Linked DNA regions of Homo sapiens: region 1 is linked to region 2. Evidence: read pairs that join two places in POLR2A ChIA-PET (ENCODE). Cell type or tissue: OCI-LY7. All regions are shown on one strand. Links, peaks and the distances in the headings refer to the core of each region. The heading gives the core; the rest is flanking DNA. Region 1 overlaps QTGAL (queuosine-tRNA galactosyltransferase). Region 2 overlaps TBCD (tubulin folding cofactor D).

The links. Peaks named below come from ENCODE experiments on the same cell type or tissue, not always from the same donor. Only the 100,000 strongest peaks of a DNase experiment are listed, where the experiment ranks them.
Region 1: POLR2A ChIA-PET joins it to region 2 with 7 read pairs; 3 of 35 experiments call an interaction of 5 or more read pairs at or near these places.

The regions. Positions count from the first base shown.
Region 1 is chr17:82,966,666-82,970,034 of GRCh38, reverse strand. All of the region lies in intron 6 of QTGAL (queuosine-tRNA galactosyltransferase), which reads left to right. Among named protein-coding and RNA genes, the nearest start is that of QTGAL, 83 kb to the left of the region's middle. In OCI-LY7, for the core only: a CTCF peak has its summit at 2,083; DNase peaks (open chromatin) are centred at 1,384, 1,914, 2,174, 2,964 and 1 weaker place; H3K4me3 peaks cover 1,560 bases; H3K27ac peaks cover 2,500 bases.
Region 2 is chr17:82,857,761-82,870,116 of GRCh38, reverse strand. The region is part of intron 13 of TBCD (tubulin folding cofactor D); the gene reads right to left. It overlaps LOC124904096 (a long non-coding RNA gene), which reads left to right. Exons shown (of 2, transcript XR_007065971.1): 1 at 1-502; 2 at 895-1,515. Among named protein-coding and RNA genes, the nearest start is that of ZNF750, 24 kb to the right of the region's middle. RefSeq lists enhancers at 2,943-3,442, 3,443-3,944, 5,580-6,089, 10,109-10,884 and a silencer at 5,210-5,289. In OCI-LY7, for the core only: no CTCF peak of the experiment used is centred there; DNase peaks (open chromatin) are centred at 4,154, 5,066, 5,706 and 5,986; H3K4me3 peaks cover 2,161 bases; H3K27ac peaks cover 2,089 bases.

The DNA of each region.
Region 1 (3,369 bases), core at 729-3,228, 100 kb before region 2:
ATGTTCGTTCTGAGAGTTTCCTTGGTGGTAGCAAAGACTTTTTTTTTTAATTTTTGGCCAGGCACGGTGACTCACACCCAGAGTCCCACAACTTTGGGAGGCCAAGGTGGGTGGATCACTTGAGCTCAGGAGTTCAAGACCAGCCTGGGCAATATGGTGAAACCCCATCTCAACAAAAAATACAAAAATTAGCAAGGTGTGCTGGTCCACACCTGTAGTCCCATCTTCTCAGGAGGCTGAGGCAGGAGGAGCGCTTGAGCCGGGGAGGTTGAGGCTGCAGTGAGCTGTGATCACGCCACTGCATTCCAGCCTGGGTAACAGCAAGACTCTGTATAAAAAAAAAATTTAAAAGATGGGGTCTTGCTATGTTGCCCAGGCTGGTGTGCAGTGGCTGTTGACAGGTGTAAGCACAGCATACTGTAGCCTCAAACTCCTGGCCTCAGGCGAGGCTCGAATTCCCACCTCAGCCTCTCTGCTGGGACCACTGGCGCGTGCACCACCACGCTGGGCTTTAAAATTTTTACTTAGGCCGGGGCAGTGGCTCACGCCTGTAATCCCAGCACTTTGGGAGGCCGAGGCAGGTGGATCACCTGAGGCCAGGAGTTCAAGACCAGCCTGGGCAACGTAGCGAAACCCTGTCCCTACTAAAAATACAAAAATCAGCCCTGGGCAATGTAGCGAAACCCTGTCCCTACTAAAATACAAAAATCAGCCAGGCGTGGTGGTGCACACCTGTAGTCCCAGCTACTCCGATGGCCGAGGCACAAGAATCGCTTGAATGCGGGAGGCAGAGGTTGCAGTGAGCTGAGATCGCGCCACTGCACTCCAGCCTGGGCGACAGAGCGAGACTCTGTCTCAAAACAAAACAAAATAAATTTTCTTTTCTTTTTTTTTTTTTTTCCTGAAATGGAGTCTTGCTCTGTTACCCAGGTTATAGTGCAATGACAATCTTGGCTCACTGCAACCTCCGCCTCCTGGGTTCAAGCGATTCTCCTGCCTCAGCCTCCAGAGTAGCTGGGACTACAGGCACCTGCCACCACGCCCAGCTAATTTTTATATTTTCAGTAGAGATGGGGTTTCACCACATTGGCCAGGCTGGTCTCAAACTTCTGACCTCAGGTGATCCGCCCACCTCAGCCTCCCAAAGTGCTGGGATTACAGGCATGTGCCACCATGCCTGGCTAATTTTGTATTTTTAGTAAAGACGGGGTTTCTCCATGTTGGTCAAGCTGGTCTCGAACTCCCGACCTCAAGTGATCCGCCCGCCTCAGCCTCCAAAAGTGCTGGGATTACAGACGTGAGCCACCGCGCCCGGCCAACAAGACAAATTTTAAGGCTATGCCTTTGCAGTCAGGCCCAGGCACCCTCAGCCTTAGGCGTCCACAGATGCGACGTCTGTCCCTGCAGGTTAGGTTAGGTTCCCACTTTTTAGGGTTTTGTGTAAGTGGGGTCACACTGTGCACACTGGTGACTGCCTCCCTTCCCTGTTGCCGACAGACATCTGTGCACCGTGCACACTGGTGACTGGCCTCCCTTCCCTGTTGCTGACAGACATCTGTGCACCGTGCACACTGGTGACTGGCCTCCCTTCCCTGTTGCTGACAGACATCTGTGCACCGTGCACACTGGTGACTGCCTCCCTTCCCTGTTGCCGACAGACATCTGTGCTGCCCTGACCGGCAGTTTGTTCCCTTGGTTGCTGGTGAGGGCTCCACTGGACTCGTGGTACGGGCACCACAGGGCTTATCCATTCACTGTTGACGGACATTTGGGGGCCTCCAGTCTGGGGCTGCTGTGCGTGGAGCTGCCGTGAACACACACGGGGACGGTGCTGGGACTGCCGTGAACACACGGGGACGGGTGCTGGGGCTGCCGTGAACACACATGGATGGTGCCGGATGGACGTGTGTTTGCATTTTTCTTGGGTAAATGTCTAGGACTGGAACGGCTGGCTGCGTGGAAGTCTGTGTTTAACTCTCTAAGAGCCTGCCTGCTCTGCAAAGTGTTTATACTGTTTTTCCTTCCCTTCAGCGTTATGTAAGATTTTTACTTGGTACTGTCAGTGTTTATTTTTATTTTTACTTTTTATATTTTAAGAGACAGGGTCTCCCTCTGTCGCCCAGGCTGGAGTGAGTGCTGTGGTGCGATCACAGCTCACTGCACCCTTGACTTCCGGAGCTCAAAGGATCCTCCCACCTCAGCCTCCTGAGTAGCTGGGCCTACAGGGGAGCATCACCATGCCCAGCTACTTTATTATTATTATTATTATTTGTAGAGTTGCCCAGGCTGGTCTCAGAGTCCTGGGCTCAAGCGATTCTCCCGCCTCGGACTCCCAAAGTGCTGGGATTACAGGTGTGAGTCACTGTGCCTTATTTTCAGTTTTTAAAATTGTAACAGTCCTAGAGGGTGCAATGGTATTTCATTGCAGTTCGAATTTTATTTCTCTGTCTCTGGAATCTGCAACCAGATGCACGTAGCACCCCCACCCCCGCAGTGTGACAGCCCCGAATGTCTCCAAACAAATGTTCCTGGGGACAAATCAGCCCCAGGTGAGGGCCACTGTGCTGATGAGGACTTGTCTTAACCAGCGACCTTCCTCAGGATGGACGACAAGCAGAAAGTCTTTAGGCTTCAAAGGGATCCACAGTGAGACGAGGCTGTGTTACACGATGGTTCTCAGCCATTGTGTCTCTGCCTGACCTGCGTGTTCACACACACAGCACCTCCAGGAACGTACAGATGCTGGCGTAATCTCAGTGTCAGTTATAGGAAAACATCACTTCAGCCACCCAAGAAGTGAAAATGTCGTGGGCTCCATGGTGTCCCCCCAAAATGATATGTTGGTGTCCTCACCCCCAATCTCAGAATGTGGGCGTTGTTTGGAAACAAGGTCTTTGCAGATGCAAAGTTCAGATGAGGCCGTTAGGTGGACTTCCCTACCGAAAACTCATTTCCCTGATGACTAGTCACATAGAGCACGTTTTCACGACCTGACTAATTTACGTCTGAGGAAGTGTTTTCAGCCCTTCTCCCATCTTTAACTCATTGCCTGTCTTCTTATTAATGGGTGCTGAGGGTACTTAGTGTTCGCCGAACGTACATCCTCAGTGAAACGCACTTATTGCAAATGTTTTGTCCCAGCCTGGATTATCTTTTCGTTTTCTTTGCAGGATCTTTCAAAGAACCAAATATTTGACTTTGGTGGCATCTGGTTTATCCATGTCTTCTGCTGTGATTTGTGCCTCTTCTTACCTGAGAAACCTTTGCCTACCCCATAATCACGAATGTTCTCCCTGGATGAGCTCGTTGCCTCTTTTGTGTTCAGCTCACTGAGGTCCGGTCTGAGGCTGGGGCTTTGTGTTTGGAGCC
Region 2 (12,356 bases), core at 4,122-6,621:
AGTGAGGCACGCAAGCGACACGGAGCCCACCCAGAGGTTCGGGGCTCCTGTTAGACCCACGGCCTGGTCAGAAAACAAACCTACGAAAGGAAGATGCATGCTCACCAACTCAGATCCAGTGAAAGGATTTTTTTCAAGTGCCATGAAGCAAAAGCTCCTTCAGAATAGCACATGATACCACCCAGGGGTCTGCCGAGTCTGAGGAGACTCAAGGAAACGCAGCTCCTGCCAGGCAGGGAGGAAGAGGAGCCCCTGGTTCAGGGGAGGGAGAGGCGCCCCTGGTTCAGGGGAGGGAGAGACGCAGATGCCAGGCAGTGCCTGGAATTGTACTGTCGTGGACACGCAAAGGCAGAGCGTCCCAGGGGATGCCTGGCTCTGCCCAGAGCAGGTCTGGGGTGAACCAGGATGAAAATGCAAAGCCGGCCACGGCTCCTACAGTGCTGACTTCAAGAATAACCCATGCAGGGCTCCTATGCAAAACAGCCACGCAGAGAAATCCGAGGTAGGTGTGGATTATCCTTCCAGCTCCATTCAAAAGTGGGTTAATGGGTAATCTGACATCACACAAGTGTGATTTCATTTATTTCTTATTTTTTTGAGACAGGGTCTGGCTCTGTCTCCCAGGCTGGAGTGCAGTGCCACAATCTTGGCTCACTGCACCTTCCACCTCCCAGGCTCAAGCGATCCTCCCTCCTCAGCCTCCTAAGTAGCTGAGACTACAAGCATGCCACCATCACACCCAGCTACTTTTTAAATTTTTTGTAGAGATGGCATCCCACGTTACCCAGGCTACCCGATTTTTTACATAGACATGAGAGGATTTTAGGACGTGGTGTAAGTATATGGGGATGTTCCAAGAAGCTAAAGTTTTACTGTATTTGTTCGATTTATTAGGTTCATGTATTTCAAGTGCTTTGGAATAAATACTTGAGATCAACTGCTGAACAAAGAAAACGGAACACAGCTATGAAGCCAGCAATGGAGACCCACGGAGCCAGGGGGAGCACCCAAGCCTCCAACCCAGCTCAGCCTCCCCAGATAAGCACTCCTCCCCAGGTGGCCCTCACGCTGAAGCACCCACACACCAAGGCCTCATTCAGGGCTCTGCACACGACCCGCTCCACGCACACGCCAGGGTCTCGTTCGGGGCTCTGCACACGACCCGCTCCACGCACACGCCAGGGTCTCGTTCGGGGCTCTGCACACGACCCGCTCCACGCACACGCCGTCTGTACACTTCACACCCACCAATCAAGTTCACTAACACTACACACAGTCTGAGAAAAGGCACTCCCGGGATGGATACATGAGAGGCCGGTTATCTGCACATGCAACTGTCATCAGATACATTATCTCCCAGAAAAATGCACCTAGAAATGGTCTTAGGCAAAACACCATAAGCAACAACTGTAGGACTACGAATATTATATGCAAATTTCCCCTCTGACTTTTTGCATCTAAGGATCTTTTATTCTCTATAAACAGCAATAAAAATGGATGTTTCTGCACAGTGTATTTTATATACATATGGTGATTACTTTTAATAAGATTATTACGTTTATACACTTACTAAAACTACATAAAAATGAACTTTCCTCAAAATAGAAAGTTCAAAGATACCGTGGTATCAAGAATGTGAAATTCGCCAGAGTGAGGGGCTAGGGAAACTGCCTCCTCTCAGCCCAGCCACGACGCAGGGCGCTGCACACAGAGGCCCGGGGGAGCAGCAGGACATTCCGGGGTCCCTGCCAGACACCAAGGTCTCCCCAGCCTGCCAGGGCTCCAGGCAGGGGCCCACCCCTCTCCAAGCCACCTTTCCTCAGGACACCCCACCTGGATGCGCTGCAGCTTCTTCAAGCCCAGTGCCCACAGAAGAGCTGTCCTCCGGTGTGGTGCCCCCGCCATGGCCAGCCCTCTCCTTGGGTGCAGCTCAGGGCCGGCTCCTCCTCACTCCTCCACATCCAGACACCGCGCCATTCCCAGAGCCCGCCCCAACTGCGGCAGCCACGCCTCTACAGGACCGGACCACCTCCCACCATGGTCAGACCACCATCAGCTCTCACCCCCAGGACCCCACAACTCACTGTGGAAGGCCCTGCACGGCCACACACGGCAGCTCTGCGTTCCCTCTCTCGGCCATGACTCCCTCCCGCAAAGCACCTCCCGGAGTCCTCCCCCTGGGGGACCTGTGCTCTCCAAGGCCCTCCTCACACAGGTCAGAGCCGGCAGCACCATCACCGGCAGGAGGCACTGAGGGTAAAGGCCAGGGCTGCCATCAATCTGCAAACCAGAAACTGCTGGATGATTTGCAAGAGTATCTCTCACTTCTTGTAAATGTCAAACATTTTCCTTCTAAAAAGTCAGTGAGGATCACAGAATGCATGTGAGACGCGAAACCAAACAAGAAGGCGGCTGTGAGACAGAAAAAGCCACTGACTCTAATAAGCGGGTTCAAGATGATTACCTCGATCCGAACTAAACCAAATCTGTGACGCCCAAAAGGCCCTCAGTTGTTTGCCCCGGAAAGTCCACTCTGAGCCTTCTCGCACTGCTCACGTTCACTTTCTGTGCTAACAGGGCAGCCTGTTCGTGGCCAACACATCAAAACTAACAGGCTGTGGCACCTTCAAGAGGAAAGCGCTGCCCAAATGTGGCATCCCTGCCAGGCCAGATCCCCAGGGACAGTCACTGCAACACCACTCCAGGCAGCCCCAGGCACGACCACCCGGCAACTCCATAGCCTCGGGCATCTGGGTGCAAACCGCTGAGTCCCAATTTATTCATCCACTGGACAGACCGACTCCCAACAGACAACCGCGAGTGGCAGTGGCCAGCATGGACAATGGCCTCAGGCCTCCTGCACGCCCAACGCATGCACCTGGACACTGCTTGGCAGCCCTGTGAGAAGCCCCCAAGGGAGGACACAGACCCCCCACCCCAGGCCACGGAGGTGCTGGGGGAGCTGATCCCACCACACCCCCAGGACCTGACCTCGGTAGGGGAGCCCAGGTTTCTGTCCCCAAGTCCGTGTAAGATGGTTCTCTTTAGCACCATCGTAGTCAGCTGCTGGGATGAATCAGCCACCCAGAGACAGCTGTGCAGACACAGCGTCCACTAACAGGCATCTGGGCCAACACACACACGCAGGCCTTCCTTCAGTCTGATCAGCACTTCCTGCTGGGAAAACTGATGGCCTAGGAGGTCCAGCCAGAGGCCCACCTGGCGCACTCCTCTGTCTTAAAGAGAAGAGGCCAGTTCCTGAGAGGGCTGTGGGTGGCCCGTGCACACTGGACTGCTGTCCCCAGCTGTGGACAGAGCCACAGAGGGGCTGGGCTTCCAGCTGTCCTCCCTGTGCTCCCGCAGGGCTGAGTCCCAGCAGCAGAGAACAAAGCCTGCCTCGGCCTCTGGGGCCTCTGGGGCCTCTGCCCAGGTGGCAGTGCTGCTACAGGCATCCAGAAGGGCCCAGCCAGCCTCCTTCCAGGCCAGGCCACAGCGCAAAGTCCTGGGGCCTTTCTCCTGCCCTCCTGCTGCTCAGAAACCTCCAATCCTGCTCCATGACACCCGCAAGAGACGTCAGGGCCCCACACGCCAGCACAGGTGAAGCGGCAGCTGCCAAGGCCTGGCTGCTGACGGCATCCCCGGGAGTCCTAGAAGCTGAGGATGTTTCTCCTCGCAGGTCCCTAGAAAGGAATCTGATTTGCACAAAGTAAAACAGCTTGAGAGGGTGTGAGATGATCAATTTCCTTAACAAGAACAGAAAAACCAAGCCTCTTGGCTCTGATTCATCCCAGGGTGGTAGGTGCTGCTATACCCTGGGGTGAAAAATGGAGTGAGGACTGCTTCTCCTGCTCGGGATAAAGGGGAGGACTTGGGCTGCCAGCTCTGACATCTCGGGACCCTGAACACAAGGGACAGGCCAGCCTTGACAGCCAGGCACCTGGGCGACCACAAAGCTCGGGGAGGGGCGTGTGGAACAGAAACTCCTCTGCCATAAACTTTTATATAACGTTATTATCAGAAAAAAATTTCAAAAACAACTCTTTCCAGATTCAACAGGTTTAAAATAAGGAAACTATCCAATAGCTCTGAACAAAAACCTTTCTCATGGTTCCAATTACACACAGCAAATGCATGTCGCGTATAGAACACACCCCAGGAGGCTTCCTTTTGGCAACCCAGGTCCAGCCATGTAATTGAAAAACCCTTCTCTCTAGACAGCCTGTCATTTGTTGAACGCCAATTGCCTGAGGAAAAAGCAGCCTCCAGGTGACAGAAACAACTTAACCCTCAGAGCACCACAGTCCCCACTGCAATATGTGACCCCAAGGGGCAGAAGGGATCCAGGCATTCTCTGCACAAAAGGTAGAAATAATCCCTCCACAAAAAATCATCATATAGTTACGCCTTCTGATAACTAATGAGGTTTTACTAATTTTAAAAACAAACATCACTGCCAGGCATAAACTGCATCGTGCTGGACTTCTGCAGATGTAGCTGGTGCAGACCGCATCGCCCTGTCAGGCCTTCCCATTTCGGCACTGGGCGGTGAGGGCTGTGCACAGTGCAGCCGAGTACCCCCGCGGCACAGACAGCCCGCCACACCCTCCACGAGGAAGGCGTGGAAACGTGGGCACCTCCCACATAGCCCAGAGAGGGTGGCTGTGGGCAGGGGGTGTCTCCCCGACTGCTCAGGCCCCTGCAGAGCACTGAGCCTCCCTCCCACGATGGGGTGGATGTGGAGGGACCCTCAGCGTGGAGCCTGCCGGTGCAGAGCCCGAGCGCAGGAAACGGCTCCCGAGAGCCGCGTGGCCGTCCCTGCAGACCCTCCCTTCAGCACCAGCACACACAGCCATCCGTGTGGCCGTCCCTGCAGACCCTCCCTTCAGCACCAGCACACACAGCCATGGCTCCTGTCCCAAAAATGCAGCTCAACTTGCTCAGAAAAAAAAACGCCAGTGTTGAATTTGCTAGGAGGTAAGAGGCAGTGATGGACAGAACACCTGGTTCCACTGACATCTGGGTTTCCAGTTCCCACAGGACGTTGTAGAGAAGCCTTCCCAGAGGCCCTCAGCTGCCTGCAGGGAGCAGCAGCTGGCCTCATGTCTGCTGCACCTGCAACGCTGCACAGTGGGGCAAGCACAGACTTGGTGCTCGGCCTGCCCTTGGGGGGCAAGGAGCCCCACCCCCAACACAAGCAGGCCCCCGCTGTCCCCACGGTGCCCCAGGGAGTGAGCAGGCCCCCGCTGTCCCCACGGTGCCCCGGGGAGTGAGCAGGCCCCCGCTGTCCCCACGGTGCCCCGGGGAGTGGTGATCCCAGCCCTTCCTGTGCTGCTAGGGTGGGCGCCCGGATATGCATCACCTGCTCTGCTCTCCCCCAGTGCCCCAAGCACAACCCCGGCCTCGGTGGGATCACGCACCAAGCCCCAAGCCCGCTCTTTCCACAGGAAAGTCACCCAGCCACGCTGGCCCAGCAACTCTCCCCACCTGTGCCTGTGAACCAAGATCCCACCTGCCACCACCCACTGTGCAGGGTCGCAGAGTCAAGGACCCTCTGTCAAGGTGCTGGGGACAGTCACAAATCCCCACCACACGTGAGGCACGCAGGCCAGGCCAGGTGTATGACACACCCTGGCCAACACGAAGACACAGAGCCCGGGTCACCCAACTGTCACCAAGCTCAGATTCTTACAGTTGTTAAAATAAGAGCACAGAACGTCCCTGCTGTGAAAGGCCACCTCCTGGAGAGCACAGAGAGCCGGCACTCGATCTGCCTGGATGGGGGCGATGAGGAAGCCCCACAGGCTGGGCACCCGCAGGTCACACAGCAGCTTTCTGTTCTCTGCACTACATTTGTTTCTTCATGAAATTAAAAAGTGAGACGCTTCAAAGAGCCCTGGAAGCACAAGTGAAGCTGATAAATCACACAAGAGATGACTCATCTTTTACCCACTCTCTAAGAAAGTCCCAGGCCACAACACAGATGGCAGCCATGCCGCAAACCTCCTGTGGAGCGTCAACAGCAGGCAGCTCCCTTCACTGGTAAGACAGCCCCTAAGAACACTGGTTAGGAGGTTCCAGCACCAAAACTGTAAATGCTGCACCCAGTGAAGATGATTTTGCATTTAGTCCTGAGGGTGGTAATCTACTCAGCTGTCACTGACTGCACGTCGGACTGCCGCTGTGAGGCATTTGAAAGGCTTGAGAAGCACAACTCTATAAAAAGCTCCACGTGAAAACCAGACAGGACTGAACTGGGCCCCTGCTACCCTCTCTGCCCCCATCACCCACCTCTGCTATCAGGCAGCACCTCCTACTCCTCTCCAGGTTCCTCACCAATCCTGCTCTCCCAACAGGATCTGAGGCCAGCTGCATCAGGAGCCAACTGCTGCTTCCCGAGGAGGCTTACAGTCTGAGACCAGGGAAGGCGCCCAGTTCCTCCAGGGGTCAATGCTGAGCTCAGGGGCACTGATGAGCAGAGTTTTGGGAGGGCACTGGGTCCAAAGGCTGCGTCCCGAGCACTAACCCCTCAACCAGCACCCTCCCCGCTCACACTGGACCACACTGCCTGCACCCTACCCGCACACAGTAGGTGCAACATTATTGTGAGTGAGTGCTTCTCTCCCATTCTTTCTCCAAGAACACAGATCATTTGCAATTTTTCAGAACTGCTTAAGCCGTCGCTCTCGGAGAGCTTTCCCTAGGACCTGGCTGGAGCCTGGCCACCCTCATCACTGAAGGGTCCTGTACAGACACCGCTTGGCCTCCACGCTGCGTCCGGGTCTGCGAAGCCACAGCACCTAAAGGTTCCAGGCACACAGCACAGGCCAAAGCCCTGGGAAGAAATGCTTCTCCTCCTCCTGGGGGCATCTGCCACCCAGCCTGCAGCCAATGTGGTGAAGCAGCTGATCTGAGGACTAAGCCTGGACAGACACAGGCACCACGAGGACGGTGGGGCCAGCACATGGAGGCCTGGTTCCCACAGCTTGGTCCCTGGGCTACTGGAAAGCAACACAAAGAAATTACGATCCCATCCTCATATCTTCACTTTTTGACATTAATAAGCCTCCCAAAAGGGAGGTCAAGAGGTCAACACAAAAGGCGGACGGCTACATTCCACCCAGTAATCCTCTCCCCAGCCACACCGCAAGACCAAGCAGGGGCAGCCGTCACCAGATATCCCAGCTCAGAGCTCTCATCGACAGTCACACCCGCACGCCGGCAGCCACCTCGGACGCGTGAGAGGACAGACACCTGGCCCTACTTAACGGAATGAGGCCCCGGCCTGGGGTGGCCGCCTGGACTTCCATAACTCCACAGGTGACTGACTTCTGCCACAGCTGAGCCGGGGCCGGCAACACACGTGCACAGGCAGAGAGGCCAACTCACGGCAGAAGACAGTCCCTAAGCTAAAAAGACATGGCGGGGCATCACCCTCCCGTGCTAAAGATAAATCATGTGCTTAGAAATAACCCTCAGATCGAAAAATAACCTACCCATTCACTGAATTTTTTATTTTTTCAATACAGACACTGAGAACCCATACTTTGAAACACTTTTCTCTAAGACTGAGAGATTATACTCTTTATAAATCTCCTCTTAGGCCTCATCACACATTATTCACCCAAACTGCAAGGAGGAAAGAACCCAAGGCCATGTTCCCACCTCCCCCGTCTGGGCCAAGGACCCCCAGGCTGGTCTCTGGGTGAAGGTTCCTCCACCGAGAGGCTTCTCCCTCCGGCTTCCTCCGCCGAGAGGCTTCTCCTGACCCAACTCTTCCACAGAGGCTGAGGCTCTCCAGGGAGACATTATGCAGCCCCCCTGCATAAAAATCTGACAAATATAAAATGATGGAAATAAATATAAACTCACACCACAATATAAGACCTTCAGGTTTTGGCCGGGCGCAGTGGCTCACGCCTGTAATCCCAGCACTTTGGGAGGCTGAGGCGGGCAGATCATGAGGTCAGGAGATCAAGACCATCCTGGCTAACACGGTGAAACCCCGTCTCTACTAAAAATACAAAAAATTAGCCGGGCAAGGTGGCGGGCGCCTGTAGTCCCAGCTACTCAGGAGGCTGAGGCAGGAGAATGGCGTGAACCTGGGAGGCGGAGGTTGCAGTGAGCCGAGATCGCGCCACTGCACTCCAGCACTCCAGCCTGGGCGACAGCGAGACTCTGTCTCAAAAAAAAGAAAAAAAAAAAAGACCTTCAGGTTTTTAAAAGAATTGTCTACCTCTTAATAATTTTAAACGTTCTCTATGAAAGCACCTTACTTTCTAAAATAAGCTGTAATACTAACAGAACCATTTACTAGAAAATTCCCTATTAAAATTCCCATACCTTAGCCATCCTATGCCCACCGACTCACTCCCTAGAAGAGACGTAAAAAGCCCGGTATGTGCCACGGCCACACCAGCACAGCTTGGTGAGGTGCAAAGACTCCCACATCTTTAGAGGGAAACCTTCTCAAAATCCATCTGTGCATTTACCAAGCTGCAGCTCCAATGGACAGGGCTGACAGCCGCAATCACAGCCCTCTCCGGACACATGGCCAGTGCGCGGCACACCGGGGCCGGGCTCAGGTCTCTTGACGCCCCTGGATCTGAGTTTAAGGGATGATTATCAATATAAACAAACATTGATTTTATGCCCTCACAGCTTTATTTCTCCATCCACTGATCCATCCCCCAAGAAAGAAAAGCATCATGCGAACACTCAACACCAGCAGCTGACGTGAACCAGCAGCTGACGTGAACCAGCGGCTGACGTGAACCAGCGGCTGACGTGAGGTGGAATTCAGGGCTCGCCAGGCACACGGCCCAGACTCACGGGGACCTGCGGCATGAATGTGTGCCCCCAGCCGGCCGCACATCCCAAGCCCAACGCCTGGCAGGACTGGGTGGGTCCCTGACCACCGGGGCCTGCCCTATGCATGGCCTCTGGGGCTGCCGCTGGTGCGAGGCCGTGCATCCGTGCAGCTGACCCCCACCAGCAGCAGGCGGTGACAGGGACCACCCCAACCCTGCAGCACCTGGGACAAAGCTGCCAACGCCCACACTCTTCTTGCAACGGGCCGCGGTTTTACTAAAATTAAACAGAAGAATACCAAAGCCATAAAGCATTCACGTGCATGTGACAGATTCTGAAGAGCTCCCCCCGCCAAGTCCCTGGCCACCCTGTGTCCAGGGCCGGATGCGGTGGCCGCCCTGTGTCCAGGGCCGGGTGCAATGGCCGTGTCCCAGTGCCGCCCGCCAGAGCATCCAACAAGGGCCTCCTGGCCTCCCTCAGGGGCGGGGCAGAGACCCTCCGCTCGGGACAAATGGACATGCTTCTTACACAGCCCGGACACGGGCGATGAAACAAGACAAGGGCGCTGGGGTGGAACCGAACCCCGTCCAGGGAGACCCATGGTGCCTGCAAACACAGCACACAAGGACCCCCCACAAATGGCAGAAGACACCAGGACCCTCTCCATCATCCATCAAAGCCAGTGGCGTCTGCTGGCTCTCCACTGTCACAGTGGGCACTGGATTCCAGTGTGGCCAGCCCTCCTCAGGTTCCTGTTCTAAGCTAGAACTTTCTTTTCAAGCAATCCCAAGTAATTGCTGTTTGCAAATTAATCAGCCTCAGGATCTCCTGAGCCACTGTCATTGTTAATGAAACCCACCGTGGTTCCTTCCACCTGTGTCTGTCCCCCTCGCTGTCCGCTCACTGCCACCCGAGCAGCCACCACAGGGAAAAGAGCCAGTCAGTTCCTGCCCCTCCACCACTGCGAAAGGCCACCAGAGGGGAGGGGACGCTCAGCGCAGCGTGACCGCCATGCAGGGGGCGGGGGCCCTCCCTGAAGCCAGGGCGCTCCTACCCGCTCTGCTCAACACTGTGCGCTGGCACTCGGAACGCCCACAGCTAATGACAGAGTGGCTCAAGCACAACAACTTGAAAGAAGCAAAAACAGGCATTCGGGAGAATTAAAGGCTTAACCAGGAAGTCAGGGGCCAGTTCTGCCATGACTCACTGCCTAGGACTCCCAGCCCCCATACTCAGACCTCCACTGGCCCCAAGACAGTGTCCCTGGCACAGGCACTTCAGAAGCAGCAGGGCCCAGAGGACGCCATGCTGGAGCTGACACCCAAGGACACATGAAGCCCAAGAGCAGGACCACGAGGCCCAGGCCAGACGGCTGGGGAGGCCAAAGGCCATGTCACCAGTGCACAATGACAAGCCTGCTCCCTGTCTCCAACCCAGTTATCTCAAGGGTTTTCTTTCTGTTCCCAACTCACCGCCCACTGATGAATCTTTCTGGGTCACTGCCATGAACAGGCAGGACAGGTGGCTCTGAAGACACTTTATTCAGGGTGAGTCTGGGCAGCAGCCCCCACTGTGGACTGGAATCTTTCCACAGCCACACTCCCGGCGGGCAAGCCCTGGCCTCCAGCCTCTGCTGGTCCTCAGGAGCCTGTCCACAATTCTGAACTCCAACCTCCACTCTTTGTCCTCACTACAGGGCTCACACTTGGAGTCTGCAGTGCCGGAAACCACAGAGCAACTTCCGTAGCCCTGAAGTCACAGCTTGTGTGTCTGCTCACCCAACAGGACACACAAGGCCCAATCTCCCTGAAAGCCAGTGTGTGAGTGTAGGGAGGACACAGAGCTGGCAGGCCAGACGACCCACGAGACTCTCTTTCCCTGAAAGCCAGTGCGGGGAGGACACAGAGCCGGCAGGCCAGACGACCCACAAGACTCCCTTTCCCTGAAAGCCAGTGTGTCAGTGTAGGGAGGACACAGAGCCGGCAGGCCAGACGACCCACGAGACTCCCTTTCTCTGAAAGCCAGTGTGTCAGTGTAGGGAGGACACAGAGCCGGCAGGCCAGACGACCCACGAGACTCTCTTTCCCTGAAAGCCAGTGCGGGGAGGACACAGAGCCGGCAGGCCAGACGACCCACAAGACTCCCCTTCCCTGAAAGCCAGTGTGTCAGTGTAGGGAGGACACAGAGCCGGCAGGCCGGATGACCCACGAGACTCTCTTTCCCTAAAAGCCAGTGCGGGGAGGACACAGAGCCGGCAGGCTCCCCATGGCCTCTCGGGGCCCCGAGCAAAGACAATGAGGGTGGGACTCAGGGTTGCCACGCAGCCTGGCCCCGGCCTCACGGCCCAAGACCCCCAGCCCCACAGAGGCGCTGAGAGCCGCACTCATCCCCCCGCAGGAAGCGCCACTGACAGCAGTTCTCTTGTCTAGACAAAGTCCCAGCAAGTCTACACGGGGTAGCCCCAGGCAGCCACCCACGAGCCGCACCCTCCTCGCCACCAAGCGGGATCCTAAGACAGCCATGGACCGGCTGAGCAGGGCCCGTTCACACCGACAGGCCCTTCACACACTCAGTCGATTTTCCATCCACAGGAGGGTCAGAAAATATGAAGGTAAGTACAAGGAAAACACAGGAACCTCACCTCAGGCACATTCAAAAGCAACCCTAAAAAGTGTCCTGTGTCTGTGAGGCACACCCAGCGAACCAGGCCGTCCACACAGCACTGTCATCAACAGAAGCCCCAGCCAGCTACTTTCACAAGCAAAACCTGAATTTCAAGTCAACTGGGATCCTCCAGCCGTAGTACCTGTAGAACTGCCCAGCCAGACTGGCCAACCTGCATTTTATTTTAAATGCCGAATAGGCCTGGAGCTAGCAAAAACACGGAAGACAACAAAATTAGGAAGGTGTGAAAGTAAGTTTAGTAGGTAAAGGGTTTCTTCCAGGTAGAAAGATGTTCATTAAAAGATTCATGAAGAGGTTGCTTTCTGCACATGGTGTATAACCAAACCTAACTAGATCACTTCATGTTTATATGTCACAGCTTAGCTTTGATCCAAAAACATGAATTTCAACTTTCAAAAACAACAAAGGCTGGCTGGGCACAGTGGCTCATGTTCGTAATCCCAGCATTTAGGGAGGCTGAGGCGGGAGGATCACTTGAGCCCAGGAGTTCGAGACCAGCCTGGACAACATAGGGAGATCCCATCTCTACAAAAAAATACAAAAGTTAGCCAGGTATGATGGTGTGCCCCTGTAGCACCAGCTACTTGGGAGGCTGAAGCAGGAGGATCGCTTGAGCCTGGGAGGTCAAGGCTGCGGTGAGCTGTGATCATACCACTGTACTCCTGCCTGAGTGACACAGCAAGACCCTTTTTCAAAAAAAAAACTAAAACAAATTAAAATAATGCTAGATGACGAGTTAGTGGGTGCAGTGCAGCAGCATGGCACATGTATACATATGTAACTAACCTGCACAATGTGCACATGTACCCTAAAACTTAAAGTATAATTTAAAAAAAAAATGAAAAAAAAATTAAATTAAATTA